Regions from separate parts of the Homo sapiens genome. Here all the other regions are linked to region 1. A link is a loop called in an ENCODE intact Hi-C map of the cell type or tissue named here. Cell type or tissue: PC-3. All regions are shown on one strand.

Region 1 (8,000 bases):
GGCTTGGTTGAGTATTTGTTGGCTGTTAGCTACTTTTACCATCAAATCCTGTGCTTGGCCTTCAGCTTGCTCTGCTTGGCTACAGCATGAGATGAGGATTGTTGGCAAGCTACCACAGAGACTCTGCGGCTCACACTTAGTTTTGTTTGTTAATTGACCTCAGCTTTTCATTATCCACTTGCAGGACGTCAATCCAACTCAGCAATAACCATGGAAGCCCACTGTCCTTGTCTCTTTTATCCACCCTTCCCATATTTGAGACACCCAAATCACCCACCAGTCATTGCGTTCCCCTGCACCAGCATGCCATTTCATCTGAAGTCTTCATCACTGGACAGCCTTCTTGTGCCAGGGACTGTCTGTGCCACCTATCCACCAGGGATGGGGGCCTCCGAGCCAGCCAGACAGTGAGTCACTCAGCCTGCAAATGCTGTCTTACCACCTACGTTCGTGGGCCACTGGTACCAATTGTGCCAATTTTAGGCTGAGATGGAGTTAGGAGTACAAAACTGGTGAAGTGACATCTCTGAAAGGAAAAGGGAAAAGCAGGATTGAGCAGAGGAACGGTAGGATCTAACAAAGTCTCTAGCAGCCCACCAAAAAGCTCCAGAGCAGAGACTGCTTATTAGAGGGCTTTCGAGTTGGTAGAAATGACTAGGACTTTTTTTTTTCTTTCTGAGACAGGATCTTGCTCTGTCACCCAGGCTGGAGTGCAGTGGCATGATCAGGACTCACTGCAACCTCCGCCTCCCGAGCTCAAGCAATCCTTTCACCTCAGGAGCTAGGAATACAGGCGTGTGCCACCACGCTTGGCTAATTTTTTATTTTTTGGACAGACAGTCTCACTAGGTTGCCATGACTCGTCTTGAACTTCTGGGCTCAAGCAATCCTCCCACCTTAGCCTCCCAAAGTGCTGGAATTACAGCTGTGAGCCACTGCACCTGGCCTAAATGGCTAGGTCTTATACCACCACCTTGCTCAGTTATTGGCTGGGAATTGCCAGAAAAAAGCATGCTGTCAGCTACCACTGCCTTGCTCAGTTGTAGACTAGGTCCCTCTCTCCCACAGAATAGTGTGTCCTTATCTTGAAATCTGGCGTGGACCCTGAAGACGGTAACGGGGAGACTGTCGGCGAACCACACCCCTCACAGCTGGGCGGCTGGTACTTTCTTGAAGGTGAATTTGAGTGGCACACCTCACGTTGTCTGCCACCACTTCAAATCCTGAATAAAACTGACCATCCTTTGGCCACAGTAGCAATTAAGTACCAGAAACAATCAATGACAATTTCCCATCAGTAACCTCACCTCCAAACTAGGCTTCTAAATCATGCTAATCAGCAGCGGCCTCACTCTGGTAACTGCATCCCCACAACTAAAGCTCCCTCGACTCCTAAATGCTTTTGAAAGTCTGTTAATCCTTCCTAAAACCCTGCATAAGGTCCGCAGTTTTCTTTATCCGAGAGACCGTGCCCTACAAGAGCAGTGCTCTCTTGCTCAGCAAGCAGTGTGTGCAGCTTTTTGTTCTGGGTACTGAACGTGGCCTCTCCCTTTAACACTGTCACCTCTGCCCAAGATGCTCCCCTCACCTCTGCCCCTGGCTTTCATCTGACTCATCCTCGTCATTCAAGTCTCAACTGTCTCTTGAGAGGCCTTTGCTGACCACCTTATGTGATGTCCACCACACCCTACCTAACCACACTCTACCCCACTGCCCTATTCTGTTCTTCATCACACTTGCCAATTTCAAGCATCTTATTTGTGTTGAACTCCCTCACCCTCTAGAATGTAAACTCCATGAGGCCAGGGGCCTTGTCTGTGGTGTTCACAGTGGGAGGGTGAATGAAATAGTTAAGGAGGTGGAAAGATGTTGTTGGAGTTAGTGAAGAGGAAGTCAGTGATGAGGGGCTTGGGACACAGGTTTTCTTACCACCACCTCCCAGTCCTTAGCAGAGTGCTTGGAACATAGCAGGGACTCCCTACAATGAGTTAAAGAATGAATGAAAATACGTGACAGTTCAGGGAAATGTTTAGGGGAAAAAGCAAGATTTTTAGGGGGTTAAGTGGAGACCAGAAAGAAAGGAATGAATTCATTACATTTAAATGGAGTTACATGGAGTATTCTTGTGCAGTGGGGCAGTGGGAGGATGCAGGAGGGAAAGTAATACATACAACAGAGAATGTAATGGTGGCAGCCACAAAAGACAATTTGATTTTTGTGTCCAGCTGAATTTCACCTCTCCGGGCCTGACAGCCTAGGGGTTCCACACAAGATAAATAATTTTAACATTTTATTGATACTATCTGGAGGGGATATCATCCAACTGACACAAATCCAAGAAAAAAAAAAGGGAATATGATTGTGATGCAGTGAAGGAGGGAAGTGACATGAAATTTCCCTAGATCCTCACAGAAATAAAGACCACGATAGTTATGACCGATTTATATGTTTACAGACTACTGTCCTCTGTTACCTGTGTATGTAGATAAAACTTCAAGCATTAAAAAGGCACATTGGAAATAAGCTTAATTAATAGTAGTACTCTCAATAGAAGACACTAGACACGCACTTTACTTATAGGTCATGTTGATGTCTATGATAAACAGATGTTTTGCCTCTGACAGCAGAACTTCCTTTCATTTTTCTCATTCGTTTTCTTTGGTGGGTTCATTTTTTTGAATCAACCACACTTCATTATTTCTATTAAGCAATTTGACAGGACTGTTGTAGCCTGCAGTGTAGTAAACCTTCTCATCGAAAACTTTTCCATCTTCCCTTAAAATGCTTGCTAATGTCAAAAGTTGTTCTTGATTCTTTTGGGCACTAGAAAATCCATCGAAAGACCTACAAAGGAGAAAGGAAATAACCGTGAATGATTTTAATACTGATGTGAATGTCAGTCTGAAGCAAAAAGCGGGCGCTAGTACCGTGAATGCTGAGTGAAGTGCAGCTCCAAAGTTACTCCCTCTCGGCCAGGCGAGGTGGCTCACACCTGTAATCCCAGGACTTTGGGAGGCCAAGGTGGGCGGATCACTTGAGGTCAGGAGTTCAAGACCAGCCTGGCCAACATGGTAAAACCCCATCTCTAATAAAAATACAAAACTTAGCCAGATGTGGTGGCGGATGCCTGTAGTCCCAGTTACTTGGGAGGCTGAAGCAGGAGAATCGCTTGAACCTGGGAGGTGGAGGTTGCAGTGAGCCAAGATCACGCCACTGCACTCCAGCCTGGGCGACAGAGTGCAAGACTCTTTCTCAAAAAATAAAAATAAAAAAAGCTACTCCCTCTCAGCAGATGAACTGACCACTCCTGCCTGTGATTCCCAGTCTCCATGTGACCTCAGAAGCACTGAGGAAACCCAGGAGGATGCATCCCCTCCTTCCATCTGTTGACAGGTGGATTTGGAACCTACACAATCTCAAGTGCTCTACCCTGTGCTTCTCAAACCTTTAACGTGCATACAGGTCACCTGGGGATTTTGCTACGATGCAGATTCAGGTCTGGGGTGGGGCCTGAGAGTGTATTTCCTCCGAGCTCCCACATCCATGCCGGTGCTGCTGATCAGAGAACTACACCAACACCCCTGTAGAAGCCCCTTTTCCAGACTCGATTTTCACTTGCACATTGCCCCTTTTTCCCTCTCCTAAGGAAAAGAATAAACACTGGATTACAGATGAATATGATACAGTTTTCACCTCTCTGAATTTATGATCCAATGGAAGAGATCAACGTTCTGGCAGCTCTCTCTATACATCCTGAGGTTTTTTTGTTTGTTTGTTTTTTTGAGACAGAGTCTCACTCTGTCTGTTGCCCAGGCTGGAATATGGTGGCAGAGCATCCTTGACCTCCTGGGCTCAAGCAGTCCTCCCACCTCAGCCTCCCAAGTTGCTGGAACCACAGGTGCACATCGGACTAATTTTTTAAAAAACCTGTAGAGACAGGGTCTTACTGTGTTACCTAGGCTGGTCTCAAACTCCTGAGCTCGAGTGATCCACCTGCCTTGGCCTCCCAAAGCAATGGGATTATAGGCATAAGCCACCACGCCCGGCCTCTGAGAAGGGTTTTAAACAGGGACAGGATCAAAGTGTTGTGGGAGCGTTGAGGACCTGATTAAATCTGGGGTAAGGAGAATCATCTGAGTTGGGCCTGAATGGAGGATGGTTTTGCTGAACAAAGAAAGGGGAGTGATAGGAAAGAGACCATAAATCTAAAAATACCAAGTGTTTTCATAGTGAGGCATAAAATGAGGTCAGGAAGGTGAGTCAGAACTAGAAGGAAGAACCCTGTGCATTAGCCTAAGGCCTTTTGAGGTTATTTCCAAGGATGTTGAGCTGAAATGTGCAACTTGATAAGATCTGGATTAGAATATAGGCAGACATATAATAGACTGGTGAGGAAGGATCCAGTCAGGAGGCTGCTGTGGGGAAGTGGAAGAAAAGACAGTCAAAAGATTAAAACAAAAAGTGGGAAAAGAGAATAAAAGTTTAAGTATACATTCTACAGTATATAAACAAAAACATCCTGAGATTAAATCATGACAGCACTGACCTAGCTGAGCTGCTGACATGCAAGCATGATGAATTTGATTTTGAGGGTTAAGAATAAGAAACACTGAGAAACAAAACTTTTCCTAATATGCCTTCTTTGGTATAAGTTCTGTTATCAATGTGCCAGTGCAAAAAATCAATCCTACCACGCTTCAGCTGAGGTGTCATCTCTTTTAAGGGTACAAACCATGTCTGCTTTATATAACAATGTCTACCCAGCACCCAGAACCATTCCTGGCATGCAGTTCCCTTTTAATCCTGTCAAGTGTAGGAATCTCTGCATGCACATGTATGCAAAATAAAACACTGCAGGTGAGTTGATATAACTCTTCCATTCTATCATTTTCATGTCGATTGAATATAATTCTGAACCATGGGTTAAGAAACATTTTGGGCCAGGCATGGTGGCTCACGCCTGTAGTCTCAACACTTTGAGAAGCCAAGGCGGGTGGATCACCTGAGGTCAGGAGTTCCAGACCAGCCTGGCCAAGATGGTGAAACCCCGTCTCTACTAAAAATATAAAAATTAGCCAGGCATAGTGAGGAGGGGTGACTGTAATCCCAGCTACTCGGGAGGTTGAGGCAGATGAATCACTTTGAACCTGGGAGGCGGACATTGCAGTGAGCTGAGATTGCGCCATTGTATTCCAGCTTGCGCAACAAGAGTGAAACTCCATCTCAGAAAAAAAAAAAAAAAAAGAAAGAAACATTTTGGCTCTTAAATGTATTATTTATTTCCTTGATGAATAACCAATGCTTAGCATGTTCTGCCTAAAAGGAATTTGTTTTCAAATTCATTTTCCCTTAAAATCAAATACTGAACCCTCTAATTAGAAATAAGCTTTTGTTCTCTGACTGTGTGTTGTTTCACAATGATCTATTCACTGTTTTATTCAGAACACAGACAACATATATGGTGCTTGCCTCCCTCACCCCCACGTGCCTGCCTTGCCAGGGGCTGGAATATATGGACATAGTAACATGCTGTCATATTCTTGAAGAAATTTCCGTCTATAAATAAGCCACTATTACTTAGAAGAAGAAGAATAGAAGGGCCCCAGGACAGAGTACCTAGCTAGGTGGAGAAATTGAAGAAGGCATCACAGAAAAGGTGTCATTTGTCCTGTAGGGTGGCAATGGGCTCTCCAGGAAGAGGAAAAAGAGAGTACTAGAGCTAGGAATGCTTGATGCTCATGTTCCAAGTGTTTTACATAAATTAACTCATCCGATCTTCATGGCAACCCTATGAGATAGTAAGTATTATGATCACACGCATTTTAAAACAGGGAAATTTTAGCAAGGAAAAGTGGACTAACGTGCCTGAGGTCAAAGGTAACAAGATGTGGAAGAACATGGCATGTTACATGAAGGGTGAGAAGCCCAAGTGGTGGGAAGGGGAGCTGCTGAGACAGGGCTGGGCCAGGTCATATGTGGCACTGTGCACCGTGTGAACAATCTGAGCTTCCCTGGGGAGGCAAGAGGAATCCAACGGAGATTTTGGGCTTTTGTCATTGTGGTAAGAAAGATGACAGTTCCAGTGTGGAAGAGGAAAGGAAAAGACTGGTGGCAGGGAAGACGGCTTGCAGGCTACTGAAGTGAAATAGTCAAGAAATAATTCAGTTAAGATCAATCAACATCCCAGTATCTATTGGGAATGTCAGGCTTGTGCCAAGAACTGGGGTACACAAAGATGACTTAGTGCGGTCCCTAGAAGAGGAAGACCCGAGTAAGTCACAATGGTGATAGAGAGGAGGGAACAAAACCCTGAATCATTTTTGAGGTGAATGGGCCAGATTTGACAATCAATTGTCAGGAACATTGTGCTGATGGTGACTGTAAATTCCTTGCTCAGGAAGCTGTCTTGACTGTGCATGGTGGCTCATGCTTGTAAACCCAATGCTTTGGGAGGCTGAGATAAGTAGACTGCTTGAGCCCAGGAGTTCAAGACGAGCCTGGGCAACATAGTGAGATCCTGTCCCTACAAAAAATAATAAATTAGCTGGGCATGGTGGTGGCACATGCTACTCAGGAGGCTGAAGTGGGAGGATCCCTTGAGCCCAGATGTTCCAGGCTGCAGTGAGCTATGATCATGCCACTGTACTCCAGCCTGGACAACAGAGCGAGACCCTGTCTCAGAAAAAAAGAAAAAAAAAAAGAGGAGCCTATCTGGCTGATGAGGCCCTCAACTGAGACAGGCACTATAAGATCAGAGATGTGGGAATTGGGCAAAGGCTCATTTTTAGGGTTGTTGAGTTTGATTCCCCCAACCCCAAAGAGAGATGTCCAACAAGTAGGGAAATCAGATCTGGAGACACTTAATAGATGGGAGAATCATTCGACTGAGGGAGTTGAAGCAATATGAATGGATTGCCCAGAACAAGTCGGCTATGAAATGAGGGTCTAAAACAGGCATCGACAGTGATCCTAGGGTAGGGAGCTGAGGAGCCAACGGAGGTAAAGAAATGGGACAGGAGAAATGACAAGAGAGTGACACTCTGAAAGTTAAAGGATAAGCAAGTATTAAGGGAACAGATTCGTCCACACATGACTGCTGTAAGGGTCATGTGGGAGAGGACAGTAACCACGTGGCAGATACAGAGGCACTGCTGAGGATGGCAACGGCAGTCTAAGGAGAGAGTGGGAGTCATACCAGATCATGGTGATTTGCGGTAAAGGCCATTCTCATAAGGTCTCGGATGGAAATGAGGAACATTTGTTGGAACTTGGAGGAAAGGTGACCCTTGTCATGACATGGCAAAGAAACTGTGTTTGTGTCCCAGTGTAATGTGGACAGTACAACTTGTGAGTTATGAAATAGGATATTTGGCTGAACATTTTCTAAGCAAAATGTGAATGGAAGATGTGGCTTCGCTTCTCTTGATAGTAAAATACAAGAAGAGAGAATTTAAAGAGTAAATTTTTAATCAAAAGGGAAGCAGAACTTAAACATCTGGAAAATTCTTAGCCTATCTACATTAAAAGAAATGAGAAAGCTTGTTCAAGAGAGAACAAGGGTAAGGCCAAGCAACCCTTTGATAAGGAGATGAATGTGGAACTGCCATCTAAACAGAAACCAGGACCTATTCTCCAGCATAATGGAAGAACGATGCCAAAGGCATTTTAGAAATTATGAGCTGCCTCTCCCATCACATGCCAAGTTTCAGTGCCTGGGGAGGGCAGAACAATTTCAAAGGAGGGTCTTTGGGCACCTGGGGGGCCTTGGAACTCACTGCCTAGCACTGCCTCACCAATCTGTTTCCTGCATTCCAGTGCAGCCCTCCTTGGATGCCCCAGGTTCAGCTCCAGTGGGCTGAGGTGTGGCCTGGGCTGTGATGTCTGTCCCTCCGGAAGGCACAGGCAGTTAACCTCAGCAGCATCCATGTGGTGCCGACCTCTGTCAGTACATGAGCTGTGGGGGTGTGGCTACCTCCACCTTGAAGGATGGAGCTGCCCAG
Region 2 (8,000 bases), 300 kb after region 1:
TAAGGAACTTAAACAAATTTACAAGGAAAAACAAACAACCCCATTAAAAAGTGGGCAAAGGGACATGACATGCATGTGGCCAACAAGTATATGAAAGGTAGCTCAACATCACTGATCATTAGAGCAGTGCAAATTAAACCACAGTGAAATATCATCTCACACCAGACAGAATGGCTATTATGAAAAAGTCAAAAAATAACATGCTGGCTAGGTTGTGGAGAAAAAGGAATGCTTTACTCCGTTGGGAAGAATGTAAATTAGTTCAACCATTGTGGAAGACTCTGGCGATTCCTAAAGACCTAAAGAAAGAAATACCATTTGACTCAGCAATCCCATTGCTGGGTGTATTAGTTCTGTTTTCATGCTGCTGATAAAGACATAGCCAAGATTGGGCAATTTACAAAAGAAAGAGATTTAATAGACTTACCATTCCACATGGCTGGTGAGGCCTCACAATCATGGTGGAAGGCAAGGAGGAGCAAGTCACATCTTACATGGATGGTGGCAGGCAAAGAGAGAGCTTGTGCAGAGAAACTCCCATTTTAAAAACCATCAGATCTCGTGAGACTTATTCACTAGCACAAGAACAGCACAGAAAAGACCCACCCCCATGATTCAATTACCTCCCACCAGGTCCCTCCCCCAACATGTGGGAACTCAAGAAGAGATTTGGGTGGGGACACAGCCAAACCATATCACTGGTATATACCCAAAGGAATATAAGTCATTCTGTCATAAAGACACATGCACACATATGTTCATCGCAACACTATGCACACTAGCAAAGACATGGAATGAAGCTAAATGCCCATCAATGGTAGACTGGATAAAGAAAGTGTGGAACGTATAGACCATGGAATACTCTGCAGCCATAAAAAGGAACAAGATCATGTTCTTTACAAGAACACAGATGGAGCTGGAGGCCATTTGCCTTAGCAAACTAATGCAGGAACAGAAAACCAAATATTGTATGTTCTCACTTATAAGTGGGAGCTACGTGATGAGAACACATGGACACACAGAGGGAAGCAATACACACTGGAGTCTATCAGAGAGTGGAGCCATGGGAGAAGAAAGAGGATCAGGAAAAACAACCAACGGGTACTAGGCTTAATACCTGGGTGATGAAATAATCTGTGCAACAAACCCCCATGACATACGTTTACCTATGTAACAAACCTGCACATGTACCTGGAACTTGAAAATAAAAGTTAAAAAAAAAGAAAACCAGAAAAAAAAGAGAACATTTTTCTCATTCTCATCTCTATCCACATAGCAAACCTCTTTATTATGTGGCAGTTCTATCTCTTTTTTATTTTCTTTTTAATTTTTTTTGAGGCAGAGTCTTGCTCTGTCACCCAGGCTGGAGTGCTCTTGCTCTGTCACCCAGGCTGGAGTGTAGTGGTACGATTTCAGCTCACTACAACCCCCACCTCCCAGGTTCAAGCGATTCTCCTGCCTCAGCCTCCCAAGTAGCTGGGACTACAGGTGCACGCCACCACACCTGGCTAATTTTTTGTTTTTTTTGTATTTTTAGTAGATACAGCGTTTCACCATGTTGGGGCTGGTTTCGAACTCTTGACCTCAGGATCTGCCCAACTCAGCCTCCCAAAGTGCTAAGATCAGTTCTATTTCTTGAAATGAAGGAATATTGATCCTGGCCGTTGAAGTGGACATTGTAGGAATGCAGAGGAGTGGAAACCTCTGCTTCGAGGTGTTTCAGATCTGTTTGGGGATAAGACAAAGACCTGTGTACAGGCAGGAGACAAGGCCAAGTGGTCTCTGAGAGGTTATTATGGGCTGGGCTAAGGTGGCCTTATTTCCAGGAAGGGACTCACTGAGAGATGCAAACATGTTTCTAAAGCTCCAAATGAAACAAAATGTCAATATAAGAAACAGACTGAAATGTGTGACTTTTAAATACAAAAAGCCCCACAAACATTGATGGCTCCTTCAACTTGTTCAAGAAACAAGTCCAGGTAATTTTAAACACAGCTCAGCTCAGTGTGGGCCTGTGTTTTCTCATTCCCTTCCCCCTGTCTGGTGAGAATATTTGTAAAAAGTATATTTTAAGGGCATGAATAATTTAGGCCTGAGCTGAATATTTATTGGAAATTTTCCAGGCTGAAATAACCCTGGGATGTACAACCGGCATTTTTGTGATAGACCCAGAAGCATAATAATAATTTTTATACTGTAACGAGAGAGACTGCATATGTGTGAGAAAGAATGAGTAGTCTGGAATTGGTTTGGAGAGATAAGTAGAGTCTTAAAATACATGCAGACAACTGGGTATGCTCTACAAATTTCAAATGTGTTCCAATAAATTTAAGAATATGCACATTGAAATGGAAAGTTTTAGAAGTTAATTGCGCAGCTTTGTAAAGATCTGGGCGTGCGGCCCAGTTCTGCCACTTACTAGCTGTGCTATCCAGGAAAACTCATTTAGCTTCCCCATGCCTCAGTTTCCTCATCTGTAACGTAGAAGCAATACTTGTACAAACCTCATAGAGAAGTTGTAAGGATAAGAGAAATTAATGTGTGATTAAAACAGAGACCGGCACGTCACACTATATAAGGGCTGATTGCCATTATTATTATTACTATAACTAATTGTGTGGTGGTTAGGTGCTGAGGCCTTAGAGCCAGAGGGTTGGTCTGGGCTCTAACACTGACCTGTTGAGTAGCCTTAAACAAGTAATTTAAATGATCTGTGGCTCTGTATCCTTATCTGCAAAGTAGGTGTAATCATTGTACCTACCTCACCAGATGAATCTGAAATTAAAGAAATTAATACGTATCTTAGAATAGTGCCACGTGCCTTGAAGCGTTCAATTAACGTTAGCCTTTGTTATTTCTAACTATATTTCTGGGCTGCAGATGACATTGTTTGAGCTCAGCATTTCACTCTCCACTTACCTAGTGACTTTCAAGCTTGGGACTGGTGTTGATAATTTAACTATTTTCAGTAGACAGTATATGTCTATACTGACAACTCATTAACTCCATCTACTTGTTTGTTCCAAATGCTATGCTTAAGTCACAGCTTTTAGCTCAATTAAGAGAATATGACATCAACGTGATAGGTTGCACATATTGTGGCAAGCAGGTCGGAGTTTGAATCCCCTTATTTACCAAGCTAATTTACTTAGTCTCAGTGTTTTCATCTGTAAAATGGGCCTGACAGCATCTAACTCACAGTTAGTTATGAGAATTCAAAAATACATTATTTGTAAAGTAGCTTAGGGTATTCTTAGAACGTGGTTTTAAACAAATGCTTCTTGCTAAACAAATGCTCTTTGCTCCCATTCACTGAAAGGCTGTCAACAATTCCTTTTGGAATGCTGCCACACTGGTTCCAGGGAGGAGGTTAAAACTGGAATTTAGTTAGAATTAAGTCACAGAGAGCAAATGCGTCTGAAACCACCCTTAACTTCTGACTCCTAATAATTATGTTGACTTGGCCAGTTGTGGAGCCTTACACCTGTAATCCCAGGGAGGCTGAGGCTGAACTCCCTTGAGCTCAGGAGTTCAAAAACAGCTCTGGCAACATGGAAAAACCCAGTCTCTACAAAAAAAATATAAAAATTAGCAGGACGTGGTGGTGCACACCTGTAGTCCCAGCTACTCAGGAGGCTGAGAAGGGAGGATCACTTGAGCCCTAGGAGGTCGAGGCTGCAGTCACTGCAGTCAGCCGTGATTGCACCACTGCACTCCAGCCTGGGTAAGAAAGTGAGACCCTGTCTCAAAAAAAAAAAAAAAAAAAATTATGCTGATTGCTCCAGGCCCAAAAGTGACGTGCCTTTTTCTCTGCTCTTGTAGCCCGCAGACATGGCCACGCGTTAGGACAGCTGAATGCACAGCGAATGCTATGCTGAAATATGATGTGCTACTGCCATCTAGTGTTCCAAAGAAATACTTCCTTTTCAATTTTGATTCTCAGAAGTTTTTCATTTATCTCTACTTCCACAGCATTTTCGAGCGATTCATTTCCTTGTGGTTCATTTTTTAACCATCTCAACAGATAGATGACTACGCAGAAGTTCAGAGAAGCCAAGTTTCACGAGTGGTTGTTGACAAAACCAATCATTTATTCACACATTTATCAAGCAATTATGTAACACCTGCATTATGACAGGTGCTGGGGGCATAAAGACGAATAAAATCAGGTCCCTTTCCTCAAGGAGCTCACGGCCCAATAGGGACATAAAAGAGATGACTCGGAACAGTGTGATTAGTCCACATGCTTCCAGGGTTTGGGAGCACTGAGGAAGAGCACGTAGTTACATTAGTTTGGAGGAGGTGACAGAGGGCATAGGCCAGGATTCAGGGACGATTTCTTGGGGGATGTGGTCTGAAGCTGATCTTAAAAGACCAGCAGGAAGTAAATAGGGAGGGGACTGGGAGGAAAGGTATTCCATAAATAGCATCAAGAGAAAAGCAAGAATAGCATCGTGTATCTGAGAAGCGAAAACAGTGGGAAGTGTAAGGCAAGCAGAAGTGACAGGTGCAGCTGGAGAGGCAAACAGACACCAGATCATGGGGAAGGGGTGGGTTTCATATGTCACTTTCAGGAAGCTCAGACTTAATCAAAGACGTGATGGAGAACCAGTGAGCGACGCATGGAGTGTCAGGGGCAGATTCACGTTTAGCTGTCCTTTTAGTGATCTTGTAGGAGGTGGGCTTCGGAGAGGGTGGGGGCTCAGTTAGGGGGCAGCTGCAGCAGTAAAACAATGAGCTAGGGGAGGAGCATTGGGATGGAGCAGAGAGCCTGGATGGCAGAAATATTTAGGAGGTAGAGTAGGCGGCTCATTTCTAAATTACTAAATATAGAGTGAGAGATAAAGAGTCAAGGATGGTCTTGGAGTTTTAATGTTGGTGATCAAGATGATGGAGGTGCTGCAGAGGCTACAGAAAGAAGATGCTGGTTTAGAAGAAGAAAGGGCAGTTTGAACTCTGCACTGGTTGAGGTTAAAGTGTTTGAGTGAGGACCCGGGTGGTGCCATCTGGCTGGAAGTTGGATATAAAACTTTGAAGCATAAAGGAAAGGTGTGAGCTAAAGGTATATATTTGCAAGCCATGAGTACACAGGCAGGGGTTGAAATCACAAAAGTTGATGATGTAACACAAAGAACATGTTTAGAAGGACAAGCAGAATGGTGAAAATGTTTAGAAGGAATTCTAGAGAATACAATACTGGCAGGTGGCGAGGGCAGAGAGAGACTAGCGTGTTAAGGAGAAAGGGAAGGGATGGAGAACCAGCAAGAAAGGAAAAAAAAAATCCCTGGCAGCGGCTAGTTGGCTTGGGAAACTGTAGCTAGGCTATAAGAATCCTATGCTGAACATAAATAGTTTCACACAATAGCAGCATTAGACAGGGTCACTCTGTAATTGTGATGGAGCAAGACAAAAAGTAGACCACTCCCTAATCAGATCTCAACATGGGAAAAACAAAACACCATGGACCCACAAAACAAGATACCCCTCTTCCAGGCATGAGAGATCTCAGAATAAAACATCCACCTCTTGAGCCCTCACCAAGATCACCTAACATCAGCCTCAATCTCACCCCTCCTGTGTGAGGAGACATCCTAACCAAGACATCCCCAGAGTTCCCCATGGTGTGCAACCTCCCTTGCTGCAGCAAGTTAATGAGTTTAATTTTATTTGACTATTGGTGTGTTCTGGGTGGTCTTTGATCAATGGGATTTAATATTTTTATAGGTTCCAAGAGAGCCGAATTTTGTGGAGGAAGACATCAGATTGTCTAGTACAACAAAGAGAAAAGTGATATCCATTGAGTTTTGCAAATCTGAACTAACCAGTGACCTTTGTGATAGCAGGTTCAGTAGAATATGGGGAATATAGGTCTCACTCTCGGACAGATCCTCTATCACCCAACAGGGTGGGTGTAGAAGCTGCCAGCCTGTAGGAGGAGACAGCATCCATTTCCCATGTATCCTATTGAGAGACAGCCTTCAGTGCTCAGTGTCTGGGGCCCTGGCACCCTTAGTGGTGTGTTCCTACTAGCTTAGACAGCTCATTATGCATATTTCTTCCTAACTCTGTTCAGTGGCATCAAGTTGGTATTAGGTTGGCACAAACTTAGTTGCGGGTTTTGTCATTAAAAAAAAAAAAAAAAAAGGGAAAAACCGCAATAACTTTTGCACCATCCTAATAGCTTGAAATCAGCCATAGGGGCAATATTTACACCATGAAAATTGGTAAATGTTATAAATCAATACTTTTTTCTTTTCTTCAGGAAGTTGATTGTTAAACTTTTTTTTTTTTTTTAAATAGAGTCTCACTCTGTCACCCAGGCTGGAGTGCAGTATCATAATCTTGGCTCACTGCAACCTCCGCCTCCTGGGTTCCAGCAATTCTTCTGCCTCAGCCTCCCAAGTAGCTGGGATTGCAAGCACCCGCCACCATGCCTGGTTAATTTTTGTATTTTTAGTAGAGACGGGTTTTCATCATATTGGCCAGGCCAGTCTCGAACTCCTGACCTCAGGTGATCCACCCGTCTCAGCCTCCCAAAGTGCTGGGATTACAGGTGTGAGCCACCACGCCCGGCCTGATGGTTAAAACTTTCTCCATCTCTCCACTGAAGTGAAGAGAGATTACTGAAGGCTGAGGAAGGAATAGGAGGTGACAGAGTGGAGATAATTAAAAGTTTGTATGAGCAGAGGAGAAGAGAGATCAAGCAGGGAGACACAGGGTCAGTGGGAACTAGAACTCAGGTTGCCTGATGTTCTGATCACGGCTTGTTCTGCATCGTGCACTGCTAGGAGGGAAACCGTGTCTTCTTAATGACAGACACCAAATGAAGTCAGTTACTCTGTGTGTGTATATGCAGGGGTGCATGTGTACACACATTTGTGCACATACACACCCGTGTGGAGGGGAGGTTGAAAGAGAGACAGTGGAGTGGCTACAAGTAGGGCCTAGTCCCTCTTATAGAACCACCTCTCACAGCAGTAGATGGAGAAATGAATCTCTTGGGACAATACTATGACCATTTATTTTGAAATCAGCTGTTTGAATCATTGACCCTTTAAATGATCAGCCTTTAAGTGTTTTCCTGCAGAGTGTCTTTAGCTGTTTTAGGAACACAACTAAACCAAAATGCCTGTAAGTTTTGTGTTCAAGCAGTCTTGTTAGGAAAGAATGCTACTGCTTTGTTTACTAGGACAGTTTGTACAGAATTAATGTTTACATTTACAGTTCTTTTTTCTTTTCTTTTTTTTTTTTTGAGACAGGGTCTCACTCTGTTGCACAGACTGGAGTATAGTGGTGAAATTCTCGGCTCACTGCTGCCTTAACCTCCGGGGGTCAAGCGGCCCTCCCACCTCAGCCTCCCAAGTAGTGTATAACACCCTGCCTGGCTAGTTTTTGTATTTTTTTATAGAGATGGGGTTTTGCCATGTTGCCCAGGCTGTTTTCAAACTTCTGGGCTCAAGCAATCTGCCTGCCTATGCCTCCCAAAGTACTGGGACTACAGGCACGAGCCATCACGTTCAGCCGACAGTTCCATTATTTATGGAAAGACTTAATATTTGAAAAATGATTTTAACCTGAAACTGGTATTAGCATGTTGAATTTCCTCAAGGCAGAATTTTAAGTCTTTTATCCAGGGGTCTTTATCTTGCTTTAGAGGAACCCCAGAATAAAGTAGAGCTGCCTTTAACACACACACAATTGTCCTGAAGCAAGGAACTGCAGCAGTTTGTAGGATCTAACTTACTCTAAAAGAAGGAAACTGTGTAACTTCAAAAGTCATATTAATTTGTATAAAATAACTGGCTCTGCCATAAAAAATGCAATGCTTTTATTTGGTATTCCAATAATATTTTTGCATTGAAAGTTATCACTGAATTGATATATGATGGAAAAAAAACATGATAATATATTGCGTTACAGAACACTGAATTGATTTGCCAGCAGTTTGCAATCTGGCTAAAGGTATTACCCTCCTTAGATTTGCATTTCTAAAAGTCTCC
Region 3 (8,000 bases), 120 kb after region 1:
AGAAAGAGCACAGACAAGCAGCTGTTAGGCGCTGCAGCTCACCCCGGCAGCTCCATAAACCCCACAGTGCCAGACAAAGGAAATGCAGCCAGCTCTGCAAGCTCCCCAGCTTTCCTCTTTCCTGTGATGACAGTCAGTCCTTCCCTCCTGTGTTCTCATGTCACACAGCATTATTATTAGTAGTATTTGAGTTGGACCAGACAGCCTTGAAATGGGTAAAGGATTATTTGGGTTCTCCCACCCCAGGCTGGGAGAAAGACGGGCAATGAAGCCCAGTTCATCCAGTCCCCCTGCCTCATCCGGCTTACTGGCTTATCTGCCCTCCTGCTGTTTGAGCCATTTTTCCCCAGGCACCCTCTTTCCCTCCATATAGTGCTCTGATTAGGAGTTGGGAAGCGTTTCCCTACGATGGGATCCCAGAATGGCTATACCTATGACGGAGAGGCCAACTAGCCACAGTGGGTTCTGCCCAGCCACGTCCTGCCTGGTCCCGACGGCGCCACATAACTCAAGTCTGGGTGGGGTGGGTGGCGGCCGGGTGGGAGGGCAGTCACCGAATTATGGCAGACACAGAGAAGGGTCACCACATGTGCTACAACTGCCAACTCCTAAATGGTTTGTTCCCAACAGAACCTGGGACGAAGATGGTTCGCAAGGTCCCTCATCTCGGAGTAAGTCTGTTTACTGGTAAAGAGCATCATGGATAATCCACTCTGATGTTCTAGAATCAAGGAATTTTTCAATCCCTTACCCGCTGCTTGTGTACCAGGAGAGCCTTTTTATTTTCTTTTTTCTTTTCTTTTCTTGTTAGAGCAATAAAGAGCAGCAGGTCAGCAGCCTTCATAATAGAACCATTTTGCTCAACAAACACTCATGGCTATATTTGCTTTGAAGACGTGAAACTGAACCCAGCTCTGGCTGGTGCCCTGGGCCATTGGCCATTGCCCTGGCCACTCTTGCCCCATGCCTGCTCTGCCTAGACCTGGGTTTGGAGTGAGTGTGAGGCATGTGCTGCAGAGAAGGAGAAGGAACAGTGTGGCCAGCCCCCGCCCTGTTCCATGGGCAGTGCTCCTTCCACGGTACTGGGTCTGTCCTGATGCAATGCTTGGGGAGACGTGCTTTCAGTCTTAGTTGTAAGAGGACTTGGACTCTGGAGCTATTGCTGGTTTTCATCTTACAGGCACTGTGCACTATATAACTCACTGGGAGTTTCTTTTCACTTTGATGCTACAATGCTTAGAGCTAAATTTTTGGCCTGTCTTTGGCAGAGGTGTACGATTTTTTGTTTTGTTTTGTTTTGTTTCAGTCTAGCTAAATTAAAAGTAGGTATCTTGTATTTTATGTATGCAAATAAGCTATCTGAAATCCTTCTTTAAGTAAAGAGGACATTGATAAACATATAGCAATGTAATATTGAGGAGACATGACCAGTTTTAGATTTGCACAGTATTCACTTAGTCATCTCAATCAATTATTTAATTGGTTTTTCTTCCTTCCTTCTCTCATAAAAATGTCAATAGAAAAGTCACAATTCCTCAGACCCAGTTCTGTCCCCTGTTCTTCAAAACATACATTCAGTTGGGCCCTTATTCCCTCTTCTCTTTTCACGTCTCATTTGAAGTTTAATCAAACTCTGTGAATTGTTATAATTGATTTACATGCTGGCAGGCTCTTAAGGCCACCCCTCTCCACCTGCCACAGCCCACTCCAGGTTTCCCAAGGCAGGGTTAGTGCCATCTGGGGGTGGGAGCCCGTCATGCACCTGAACACGTGTGGCCAGCAGTCCGGGTTGTGGCTTCCCATCTCCAGGCCTACGCTGAGGATGGCCTCCATGCACAAGACGTGGGCAGTGTGCAGCCACACCCCCTGCACCTTCCCAATCTGCTCCAGTTTCTGCTCCACTTTTAGTTTCACTGTGCCAGAAAGACATTTATTAAAATAACAGGTTGAGTAAGGGAGACAGAAAGAATGAAAATGAAAGAATGTGTGTCATGCAAGGGCAAAAGGGAAAGGACAGACTTCAGTGGCAGCAAGCACCTCCACAGTAGGTCCTTGCGGACCATCATGCAAACCACCCAGCCAGCAGGTCCCACGTGCTGGTGGCCCCAGCTCTCCAGCTCCAGAAGTGGGATGGATCCTGAGCTGGCAGGTGCCATTCCTTCCAGGCCCTTTCATGGGCTCTGGGTCAGGCACAGCAGTGTGGATGGGTTTCATGAGCCAATTCCAGCTAAAACCATCTGGGCCCAGACCTTTCACCCTTCCCAAAAATTGGTCAAATGGAAGAATTCCTGGCTTTCTGCAAGTTTTCTCTGAGATTATTGTAATGTTAGGCTCTCATTATGATCATCATCTCTAAAACAACTTATTTACGTATATTTTGAGCACCAGAATGACTGCTCTATCACTGAAAATGACCAATTTCATTTCATCCCTTGAGTTTGTATTTGTGAGCTCCAAATAATACTTTAAAAAATTGTAGCCTGGGTGTGGTGGCTCACATCTGTAATCCCAGCACATTGGGAGGCCAAGGCAGGTGGATCACCAGAGGTTGGGAGTTCGAGACCAGCCTGAACAACATGGAGAAACTCTGTCTCTACTGAAAATACAAAATTAGCCGGGCATGGTGGCACATGCCTGTAATCCCAGCTACTCAGGAGGCTGGGGCAGGAGAATAGCTTGAACCTGGGAGGCGGAGATTGCAGTAAGCCGAGATGGTGCCATTGCTCTCCAGCCTGGGCAACAAGAGTGAAACTCGGTCTCAAAAGAAAAAAAAAATTGTAGATGACTAATGAGAAAGAATGCAGAAGGTGACTTCAGATGTCAGTAATGCAAAATGCTAAGGCAAGGCCAAACCACAGTGTCCTCCTTGAACAAAGGTTTCAAGTCATTGCATGTGGTAGGATAACTAAGTGATGGTCCAGAACCCAGAAATATAGCAAGCCAACCTCAAAGGAATCCAAACCATCTCCTAATGTAAGGAGCAAAGTGATTTTTAGCAAAACATCATTTGTCTCATAAATGTGATACTAATTTTATTTATTTATTTGAGATGGTGTCTCACTCTGTTACCCAGGCTGGAGTGCAGTGGCTTCATCTTGGTTCACTGCAACCTCTCCCAGGTTCAAGCAATTGTCCTGCCTCAGCCTCTGAAGTAGCTGGGATTACAGGCACCCACCACCACGCCCAGCTAATTTTTGTATTTTTTAGTAGAGACGGGGTTTCTTTCACCATGTTGGCCAGGCTGGTCTCAAACTCCTGACCTCAAATGATCCGCCCACCTTAGCCTCCCAAAGTGCTGGGATTACAAGTGTAAGCCACTGCGCCTGGCTGTTTTATCTATTTTTTTGAGATAGGGTCTCACTCTGTCACCCAGGCTAGAGTGCAATGGAATGATTATTGCTCACTGCAGCCTGAACCTCCCCAGGCTCAGGTGATCCTCCCACCTCAGCCTCCCGAGTAGCTGGGACTACAGGCACATGCCACCATGCCTGGCTAATTTCTGTATTTTTAGTAGAGACAGGGTTTTGCTATGTTGCCCAGGCTGGTCTTGAACTCCTGGGCTCAAGTGATCCGCTTTCCTCGACCTCTCAAAGTACTGGGATTACAGGCGTAAGCCACTGTGCCCGGCCTTAATCTTATTTTTTATTTGTTTTTAATCTGAATATCGTGGTCTTGGTTTTGTGGTTTTTTTTTTAAAGAACTGTGAATGTAAGGATTTTTATGTAGTTCATGGTTGTAAAATACTTAAGTAAAATTGTGAGACTCCTTTTTCAGTTAACGCTGGGGATCTGTGAGAGCGATTTTGTTTTCAAATGGGTCTCTAAATTTTATTCAAGTCTGAGAAACACGGACCTAAATTGTGTTTCTCAGCTAAAAATGTACAGCTGACTCAGTGACTTGTTACTGTACATATCTGATAGTAGTTACACAATTTGGACCAAGCTGGCATTTTTCCTTTTGTTTGCTGCCTGCCTTGTATCTTCTGTTGCTACCAGGATGGTCATTCTTTTCCCTTAGATCCAGATAATCATCAGCTTCACCGACTCACTGATTTCATCAAGTTAAAAATCAGCCATTTCTCGAGTTCACAAAGCTCAGATTTTTCTCTGATAAGAGCCTCTTCTTCCTGAGCCTCCCCTCATGAATTTTCTTCGTCTGCTTAATTTCCCCTTTAGAAAACTGGCCAATCTGCCTTCCCCACTATAACCCGAAGGGTCTTCAAGTGTGCACTTGTGTGAAGTGCCAAAGCCAGTGACTAGATGACAGGTGTGAACAGTTCAGCCAGGTGGGTCCCCCTGGGCCTGCTGCACTTTCCTTGCCACCAGGGGTCAGTATGTCTCTCATTCTCCAGAGAGATCTTCTGTAGGTCACCTACATGGAAGAGACCCAAGCCTGTGGCTCAATGGGATCTCGTGATCAGTGGTGTATACATACCGGGCATCACACACAGAACAGGCACGAGTGTTGGCTGGCGTGTGTAGGCCTGTGCAGGTGTGTGCATACTGCACCCAAGGCACCAGGTGGGTTCTGGCCCTCCAGTTGTTACCTTGTGTGATGGCATCACTGGGTTCTTGGGCCTCCCTCTCTTCTTTTTCTTCTTGGACACAGGAGGCAGCTGCCATCTGGGCAAGGGCTGAGGCGCAGTTAGCAGCAACGCCTTCAGAGGAGACACACAATGACTTCTTGACTGAGTATATCCTCTAACCATTCACCTAGCAGAACCCCTTCTAAAGGGTCCCCCTGCCCCACCCTGCTGGGTCATTCCCAGTGAGTTCTGCAGGACCACGGCCAGGGAACACTACTCCCGCTGGTACCTAGAGCGCAGCTCAGCCGTGCGGCTTTCCGCAGCCCGTCGAGGCTCATGCAGATGGCGTCCCGCTCCTTCTGGTTCTGCTCTTTGATGCCTTCAGCTCCCAGAATGAAGGCCAGCCCTTTGGAGCTCCCCGCCATTCGACCAGTCAGTGGGGTTGATAAAGTATCGATCAAGTTCTTCCAGCAGCCCACCAGAATATAGCGAGCAAATGCCACGCCTGGAACATGGAGGGGTGTGTGTCATTTTCTAGAGACAAAAACAACCTGGCAATGAATGACATCACATTCTCTTGCTATCAAATGAGCAGTACTCAGTTGCATGCAATTCTACAACAGGAAATATAACAATGGATTATATGGGATTATGTTTCACTTTGTTCTTATAAATAATAAATGTTGCATTATCAGCTGAATGATGCTAAGTAACTTCCATCAATTACTTTTTCTTTTTCTTTTTTTTTTTTTTTTTGAGACGGAGTCTCGTTCTGTCACCCAGGCTGGAGTGCAGTGGCACAATCTCGGCTCACTGAAAGCTCCGCCTCCCGGGTTCATGCCATTCTCTTGCCTCAGCCTCCTGAGTAGCTGGGACTACAGGTGCCCACCACCACACCCGGCTAATTTTTTGTATTTTTAGTAGAGACGTGGTTTCACCGTGTTAGCCAGGATGGTCTGGATCTCCTGACCTCGTGATCTGCCCGCCTCGGCCTCCCAAAGTGCTGGGATTACAGGCGTGAGCCACCGGGCCCGGCCCAATTACTTTTTCTAACCAAGACAAAATCCTGATTCAAGTCACCACATAACAATGTAATTGCTGGTAACACATGCAGTGTATGGATGTTCATAAACTCAAGACCCAAGTCATTACCTGCCACTGTGGAGTCATCAATTCTCCTGCTCTGGGCGAAAGGAGACTCTGTAGCAGCCGAGGCCATCAGCTGGCCACCAATGGCACTGCTCTCTAAGCCGTCAATATCTGTCAAGGAAAAAGAAAGAAGTTTTCCCTAAATAAAACACTCCAGTCAAAAACAAGCAAATGGCCACCACAATATTCATTTTTAACAAATATCCCTTGTATCTTTTATGTTTCAAGCATGTAGCAACCTTTAATGAGACTATCATAAATTTTACTTTATTCCCTCAGTCTAGTTTTATTTCACTTTGGAGTATTTATTCTTCTGTTACATTGTTGCCTATCTTTATTTAAAAATAGATGTACATTATAAATTATTATTTCTCTGTTAGAAAATCTATTGATTTAGAATATTTTGATCTTAAATACTCTTTTTATTCAGAACCATGGATTATTCCCAAATTTTATATGTACAGGTTACCCAGATGTGAACTTTAGTTTCAGAGCTTCCTTACATGAATTAAGAGGAGAATAAGCCTCTTTGGTCAGATCATCACATAGTCAGATTGCAAAGTGCAATAAATAATACCTTATAATTTTTTTTTTTTTTTTTTGAGACGGGAGTCTCACTCTGTCGCCCAGGCTGGAGTGCAGTGGCGTGATCTCGGCTCACTGCTGCAAGTTCCGCCTCCTGGGTTCACGCCATTCTCCTGCCTCAGCCTCCCGAGTAGCTGGGACTACAGGTGCCCACCACCATGCCCGGCTAATTTTTTGTACAGGGGTTTCACCGTGTTAGCCAGGATGGTCTCGATCTCCTGACCTTGTGATCTGCCTGCCTCGGCCTCCCAAAGTGCTGGGATTACAGGCGTGAGCCACCGTGCCCTGCCAATAATACCTTATAATTTTCAAAGTGTTTTCACAAAACATTTTTTCACTTGATCATCGAAACAGCTAAAATTAGGTAAGTAGGTCAGTATTATTTTTATTTCACAGAGGAAGAGACAGAGTCCTGCACCACAAAATGATGTTTTGGTCAACCATGAACTGCATATAAGACATTGGTCCCATAAGATTATAATAGCATACTTTTATTGCACCTTTTCTATGTTTAGATACACAAATACTACTCTGTTATGACAGCTGCTTACAGTATTCAATACACACGGTGCAGGTATGTAGCCTTGGAGCAATAGGCTATACCATCTAGCCTAGGTGTGTAAGTACACTCTATGATGGTCACATAATGACAAAATTGCCTAACAATGCATTTCTCAGAACATGTTCCTGTCCTTGCTAAAGGATGCATGACCATGTTTAAAGTAGGTAAATGGTTCAAGGCCATGAGGCTGATGACAGAAATAATTAGTATTCATATCTTCTGACTCCCATCCAGGCCTCTCTATACCATTCCAGCTCTATACTGGATCCTCAGTTATCCTGTTTAAGTTTTTGTTGAAACAAATTCTTTTCTACAGAATTAGCTCAACAAACCACTCTTTAACGTTATGGCGAGGAAAGGACTGGAGTTGGGTTGAGAAGGCTAAGCTTTAGTCTTGGCTCTGAATTAAGCAGCCTTGTAGCCCTGAGTCAGGCTCGCCAAGGCCCCAAGTTCCTCAGTATAAAGGAAGTAATCACTGGAAAAGTGACTATGGAGTTGAAATATACATACTTGGATGCAACTAACATAGCTGAATGCAACACAGGGAGGGGATGAGAAAGGAGGGTAGTTGTGGGTTTTTTGTTTGTTTTTGTTTGTTTGTTTTTGAGACGGGGTCTCACTCTGTCACCCAGGCTGGGGTACAGTGGCACAATCTCAGCTCACTGCAACTTCCACCTCCCAGGTTCAAGCGATTCTCATACCTCAGCCTCCTGGATAGCTGGGATTACAGGTATGTGCCACCACACCTAGCTAATTTTTGTATTTTTAATAGAGACGGGGTTTCACCACGAAGGCCAAGCTGGCCTCTAACTCCTGACCTTAAGTGATCCTCCCGCCTCTGCCTTCCAAAGTGCTGGGGTTACAGGTGTGAGCCACTGCCTGTAATTATTAGTATTAATTCCGAGTTTAGGACTTCACCCTCACCCCAAGAGGATGAGACTTATTTGCATGGTGTTCCACTGTATCTTTGATTCTTACAGAAATTACAAAAAGCCTGGAGACTCCTCAGCAACTATCAGAACCAAAACAGGGACGAAATCTATATGGCTGCTAAGGTGGAAACAGACTGGTTTCTCTGAAATTAATTTGACGTCTGGTCAAATGGCCTAATGATATTTGCCAGAAATTTTCATTTATCAAAGTATAATGAATGTTTTCTATGTGCTAGGTAAAGGTCTG

Evidence for each region. A loop is a pair of places that touch in the nucleus more often than their neighbours do. Peaks named below come from ENCODE experiments on the same cell type or tissue, not always from the same donor. Only the 100,000 strongest peaks of a DNase experiment are listed, where the experiment ranks them.
Region 2: it touches region 1 in a loop (8-fold over the local background); 78 of 110 quality-filtered maps call a loop at or near these places.
Region 3: it touches region 1 in a loop (5-fold over the local background); 28 of 110 quality-filtered maps call a loop at or near these places.

Annotation. Positions count from the first base shown.
Region 1 is chr6:138,407,724-138,415,723 of GRCh38, reverse strand. HEBP2 (heme binding protein 2) reads right to left here. Exons shown (of 4, transcript NM_014320.3): 4 at 1-2,844. The coding sequence ends at 2,646. Among named protein-coding and RNA genes, the nearest start is that of HEBP2, 7.5 kb to the right of the region's middle. In PC-3, no CTCF peak of the experiment used is centred here; a DNase peak (open chromatin) is centred at 4,253; H3K27ac peaks cover 2,456 bases.
Region 2 is chr6:138,111,949-138,119,948 of GRCh38, reverse strand. No RefSeq gene overlaps it. Among named protein-coding and RNA genes, the nearest start is that of PERP, 8.5 kb to the right of the region's middle. In PC-3, CTCF peaks have their summits at 3,897 (motif pointing left) and 5,877; a DNase peak (open chromatin) is centred at 3,868.
Region 3 is chr6:138,283,731-138,291,730 of GRCh38, reverse strand. It overlaps ARFGEF3 (ARFGEF family member 3), which reads right to left. Exons shown (of 34, transcript NM_020340.5): 15 at 5,678-5,785; 16 at 4,815-5,030; 17 at 4,547-4,657; 18 at 1,763-1,913. Among named protein-coding and RNA genes, the nearest start is that of PBOV1, 69 kb to the right of the region's middle. RefSeq lists an enhancer at 4,284-4,783. In PC-3, CTCF peaks have their summits at 1,766 (motif pointing left), 4,109, 4,309 (motif pointing right) and 5,746; a DNase peak (open chromatin) is centred at 2,850.